2 separate regions of the Homo sapiens genome follow, and region 1 is linked to region 2. Evidence: chromatin contacts called from ENCODE Hi-C data. All regions are on one chromosome and are shown on one strand. The core of a region is the stretch at or near the end of the contact, and the rest is flanking DNA. Distances in the headings are between cores, read along the strand shown.

Region 1 (2,724 bases), core at 143-2,642, 290 kb before region 2:
AAATATATAAATAAAATATATTTAGACATAAATAATGATAAACCTACTCATGGTATTTGTATAAATGGAATAATATATTATGTGGCCTTTTGTGACTGGCTTCTTTCACTGAGCATAATATTTTCAAGGGTCATCCAGGATGTAGCCTGTATGGGTCCTTTATTCTTTTTTTTGTGGCTGAATAATATTCTTTTGTATGAATGTACCACATTTTGTCTATCGACTCATCAGTTGATGAGAAATTGAGGTTGTTTCTACCTTTTTCCAATTGTGAACGGTGCTGTTATGAAGATTTGCATACAAGTTTTTCTTTGAACACTTTCTTTGAGTTCTTTTGGGTATATACCTAGGAGTGAAATTGCTGGATTATATGATCATATGATAATTCTATGTTTGATTTATTGAGGGGCTACCAAATTGCTTTACATAGTGACAACGTTATATTCCAACCAGCATGTACACATAAGGTTTCCAGTTTCCTTACCAACACTTGTTATTTTATTTCTTTTTTTTTTTGGCGGGGGGTGGATAGCCATCCTAGTGGGTATAAAGTGGTATCTGTCTGATTTTCTTTCAGAGTAATTTGTTTTCCCAAATAGTTTAAAGATTTTCAGAGGTGAAAAGCTTATACCGACCTGGTCACTGCCATGGGCTGGCCCAGCCTGACCTGCTAGGTCTCATTACCTCTCCAAGTTTAGAATCAGGCTTCTCCATGTGGGGAAGTCAAAAGGGTGAGTGCCTGGAGAGTCGTGTGCATGGGGAAGCTCTTGAGCTCAAGCCTGTTCCAGCATACATTCTGTGTCTCCCAGCAGAGCTAGAATACCACCCTCACTGTGATACAGAGAGGCACTGAGAGCAGAGAGCCTGGTTCCCGCACCCAGGAGGAGACGTGGCAGAACCACAGCTAAGGCCTGTCTCACTCCTACTTCAGGCTTCTTTCAGTTCTGTCAAGAACCACACATTCACTTTGCACTTCCCTTTTTTGAGGATGCAAAGGTTAAGAAAATGTTATAATGATGATGGTTATATTTGCATAGGCTTTACACATTTTGATACCCACAATGATCCTGTAATGTAGGCAAGACATCAGGTAGTATGATCCCCATTTGAAAGCTGAAGAAACCGAGGCATGAGGCCTTTTGGGTAATTTCCCAAAGTTATCTCCATTACATTACTTTGTCTTATGTAATGTTTTATGGTGGTGCAGTGCCTTACAGTCTACAAGGCATGTCACATCTGGTAGGGATGGAGGTGAGGGGAGAATGGTGGGCTAGGTGAGGGGAGTTGCCATATATAGGGAGGCGCCATAAGGAAGGCCTCCTCTGATTGTCTGTGGTTGACAAATCAACCTGTTGTTTCTGCCTTACTCACCATGGAGGGAGGGAGGGCAGGAAGCTGTTTGAAGTTGTGATATTAGGAGATCAGTGGCTGTTTGAGATCCCTCCTTCATCATTGCATCATATTAGCTACCATATACCACCATGGTATCAAACTGTGCCTCAGCGAAATACAGTTTAAAGACTGAGCCTTCCCTCAGGGAGCTTCCAGTCTAAACAGTTGTCAAATTCTTAGCTCAAAAATACTCTCCCGGGGTTTGGCTGCCCTTTCCAACACAGTTTAGAGAAGAAGAATATAAAAGCAAATTCTACATCTCAAGCAGCCCATTTTGAGTTGGGGTTTTATTTGCTGCTGCTGCTCTTGTTGTTTCGTGGTGAGCACAGGAGTAAAGGTGAAGAGCTCCTGCCAGCCTACAGAAGGTGAATAGCCCATTTGAAACATTGACTTCGGGTTGCCATTTTGAATTCTCTCTATGGCTGTCTCCACCACCAACCACAAACTTCAGGTTGGTTCTTCAGAGGTAAGGACTCTTTTTCCCGGTTCCTGAGGTGGCATACATCTAGTGTGTGGGGATTTTGGATACCTGATATCACCCTATATGCATAGCAAAATGGTGATAGATTATAAATGCCAGTGCTTATGGTAGGTTTCTTGAGGTTTTTATGTAATTGAGAAGCAGTGGGAAGGGGTGTCGCATTTTAGCAACTAAGGTCCAGGATTTGTTTTGAAATGAACCCCTCTGAGGGCAGAATCTCAGCACCACCCATTTTCCACATTTGTGTGGTTGAAGGACAGAAAGTGGACAGGCAGAACTCCAGGCCTACGGTGCTTGTGAGCAGTGAGCCCTAGGATATGGGCGCATGAGGCACAGCACCCTTCTAAACAGAAAGCAAGTAAGGAAGCCAGGTGCTTTTTCTCTGCCTCTGGTTGAATGATAACTCCACCCTATCAGAATAGAAGTACTGTTATTCAACAAACAGTGGCCAATCGTTTAGAAATTAATGATTGCCATTTTGAACATGTATTGGATTTTGCTGTCGGAAACCTGCAGGCAGCTCATAGGGATATTGGGGACTCAGTTAGCTGGTGACGTCAGTGGAGGTTTGGATATCTAAAAGCAAGCTTTGGATATCTAAAAGCAAGCTTTGGCTCAGTGGTATGCACCCAGTATTTTTCCCTAGGACTTTATGGTCGTTTTTCTTCCAAAGGGCAGCATACACACAGGTGTAATGGTTCTCTGGTGACCATGTTCAAATCTATCTAAAAGCCATTTGAAAACACAGGTGATATGTATACTTCATTATGTGCTATAAGTTGGGTAATGGGAGCAAATTAAAAAAGGAAGATTAAACATGGAATATGTGTGCAGGAGGGAGAAAAGGTTTC
Region 2 (2,909 bases), core at 222-2,721:
GCCCTGCCCCCTCATGCTTGCTCTATGTGCTTTTAAATTAGGGATTTTTCACAGGTGTTGTGGTATTTACCAAGATAAATTAAATGAGATCATCACTAGGAGAATTCCCAAACCCAAAACTAAACTAGCATTTATCTGGAAAGTATATAATTGGGCTCTAATTCTCTTATCCCATTTATACATGCAAAGTGTTTCAGGGAGCTAAGAGTATCATGAAAGTGGCCCAAGTCTTGTTGCTGCTTCTCCAAAGCTACTTAAATTTCCCTGGTATTTCTTTTGGGGCTTAAAGCCTGCTATCTCTTTAACTAAGACTCTTGACTTCATTTTAGGCTAAACTTTGTCATCAGATTTTAAACAAGTGAAACCAATTGTATAATAGGAAAATAAATTATAAACCAACACATCCTAAGTCCAATTCTCTCTTTCAAGTGTAGTATGCACAACCTATTACTTTTAGTGAAAAATATGACTTCATCCTTGGCTAGGAAATTTTGCCCTTGGTGTACAATTAGTACCTGAATTAGACATTCCAGATAAACGACCTAGGTTTTAAGTGCAAATTAGGTTTGTTACTATAATTGATATCTAAAGCTTTGCGCAGGAGAAACAGCTGATATACTGGGCAAAGCATGAGACAAGAAATCCGCTTATATGGGTTGTGGTCCTGGCATTAATATAAGTTATACAACCCAGTATACACCACGTAACATCTGCGAGCTGTAGTTTCTCTACTCCTAGAATATAAAGGTCTGTGTCTGAATCATAGCTCTGCTACTTGCCAGCTGTGACACCTTGAAGAAGTCACTTCACTGTGGTTCAGTTTCCTCCTCTGTAAAATGGAGATAATACTAGTACCTTTCTCTTGGGGTTGTTATAAGGATTAAGTGAGAAAACATACATATTCAGGATAGACACAAATTATGTGGGACTGGCATATAGTGAATGCTATATGTGTTAACTGCTATCATAATTATTAATGTCATTATTATTTGTTAAACAAGGACAGTTTGGACCAGATGCTATCTAAAGTTCCTTCCCACTATGAAAATCTGTGACTAACTCAGAAGCGAGGACTTCCCATCTGAAGTATCGAGGCGCTGGCTGTATTGCTGAAGCAGTCATGGTTGGGGCACATGACTTGCCCCAGTCACAAAGTGAGGTAGACTATAGATTATCTGCTGAGCTCAGACAGAAGCCAGGTCTCCTAACTCCTAGCCCAAGGTATTTCACTATTCCAGACTTTATCTGAGAGACCACGCTTAAATTCTCGAATTTTATTCAGCCTGACCATACTCGCCTTTGCTGAAATGGAGATTTAAAAATAGCAAAGTGTCTAAAATCTTACACTTGCCAAATCGACTATGAATTGGAATGAAAGGCTGTTGGTGAGCAGATGGTGTGAATGCAACCACTGCCCTCTACTGGTATGTCAGGTACACTGCATGATTTGTTGTCTCACTTTTTATTGGCTGTTTTAAATAGGTAGGGATAAGTGGCCACAGTTTCTTAAGACAAAGTGAAACCACAAGATGCTAAGTATCTTATTAACTAGAAATGAAACATAACCTGGAAGGAAATGATATGAGCCTCTTCTCATCCTTCACTCCACAGCATCCCCCCCTACTTCCCTGCGAAGACTCTTCATCTTCATCATTTTTTTATCGGCAAAAATTGGTTTACATTCTAGAAACGACCTTATATAGTGAGAGTTCTTTCCAAAAGAGGTAGTTCACTACCTTATTTATGTATTTTCTTGTTTCTTACTCCCCATTATTTTTGTCTTTACTCACCTATTCTCCAGCGTCATTGATTCTAAGACATGTAATTTACTGGCTTCTCTCTCTCACTCTCAGTTTCTCATTCTTTCCTTTACATTTGTTCTTTTATTTGTGTTTTATTTTTTATGTTATTTATTCATGCTGTTTTAGTGTCTATGTGTTGCCAAGTAGGGCCATTCAGGTTTATTATGTTTCAGTGTCTCTAAGGAGATTCTGGTTTCCAGCTCCATTTAGGTGAACCTGCTCTGTTTTCACACAAACAAGTCTGCTTCTGTTTGACAAAAGCAGTAACAAATTTCCAAACAAAAAGATATTCTCCCTAGTGTTGCCAAGTTTGCATTCAGCACCGTTCTTTTAAAATGACTTGCCTATTCTATACTCAAAACCCTAGGGAGAGGGATCATTTTTTGATATGGTTTTATATTCATGGGATTTTGTCAATTCTTTTAAAAAATACTTCTTTAATCATCCTTCCCTTCCAGAACAATTATTACCAAGCTGCTCCAAATTGTTAGTTCCTGGCATCTAGATTCTAGCAGCCTTCTATGTGGTCCTCCTGCCTGAGCTTCTCTGTGCTCCAATACACCAAGCACAAAACTGCTTGTTCCATTTCCCCAGATATAATTTTCTTTTTTTTTTTTTAAGAGGGAGTCTCGCTCTATTGCCCAGGCTGGAGTGCAGTGGTGTGATCTCGGCTCACTGCAACCTCCAGCTTTCAGGTTCAAGCGATTCTCCTGCTTCAGCCTCCCAAGTAGCTGGGATTACAAGCACCCGCCACCACGCCCAGCTAATTTTTGTATTTTCAGTAGAGACAGGGTTTCATGATGTTGGCCAGGCTGGTCTCGAACTCTTGACCTCAGGTGATCCACCTGCCTCAGCCTCTCAAGTAGCTGGGATCACAGACAGCCAACACCACGCCAATTTTTTTTTGTATTTTTAATAGAGACAGGGTTTCACCATGTTGGCCAGGCTGGTCTTGAACTCCTGACCTCAAGTGGTCTGCCCAGCTCAGCCTCCCAAAGTGCTGGGATTACAGGCGTGAGCCACCACACCCAGCCAATCTCTTCCTTTTCTGACAGCTTCAATTACTTTTTTCTTTCTCTTCTTCTGTAATTCAACTTTATACCTTAT

What was found. Hi-C counts contacts between places; a loop is a spot of excess contacts on that map. Pooled maps may share reads with other maps.
Region 1: a map of CD4-positive, alpha-beta memory T cell shows a loop between it and region 2 (3-fold over the local background). The contact joins two enhancer-like sites. A Hi-C loop is called at or near these places in 1 of 168 maps with a recorded cell type or tissue (CD4-positive, alpha-beta memory T cell), 9 of 37 single-sample maps with no recorded cell type and 12 of 50 pooled maps.

Annotation. Positions count from the first base shown.
Region 1 is chr15:60,794,304-60,797,027 of GRCh38, reverse strand. The region is part of intron 1 of RORA (RAR related orphan receptor A); the gene reads left to right. Among named protein-coding and RNA genes, the nearest start is that of RORA-AS4, 32 kb to the right of the region's middle. RefSeq lists an enhancer at 651-830. Within about 2 kb of position 1,392, at least 2 of the 41 ENCODE cell types and tissues checked have a DNase peak (open chromatin) inside an H3K27ac peak, as active enhancers do.
Region 2 is chr15:60,506,498-60,509,406 of GRCh38, reverse strand. All of the region lies in intron 5 of RORA (RAR related orphan receptor A), which reads left to right. All of the region lies in intron 2 of RORA-AS1 (RORA antisense RNA 1), which reads right to left. Among named protein-coding and RNA genes, the nearest start is that of RORA-AS1, 29 kb to the right of the region's middle. RefSeq lists an enhancer at 1,125-1,234. Within about 2 kb of position 1,471, at least 3 of the 41 ENCODE cell types and tissues checked have a DNase peak (open chromatin) inside an H3K27ac peak, as active enhancers do.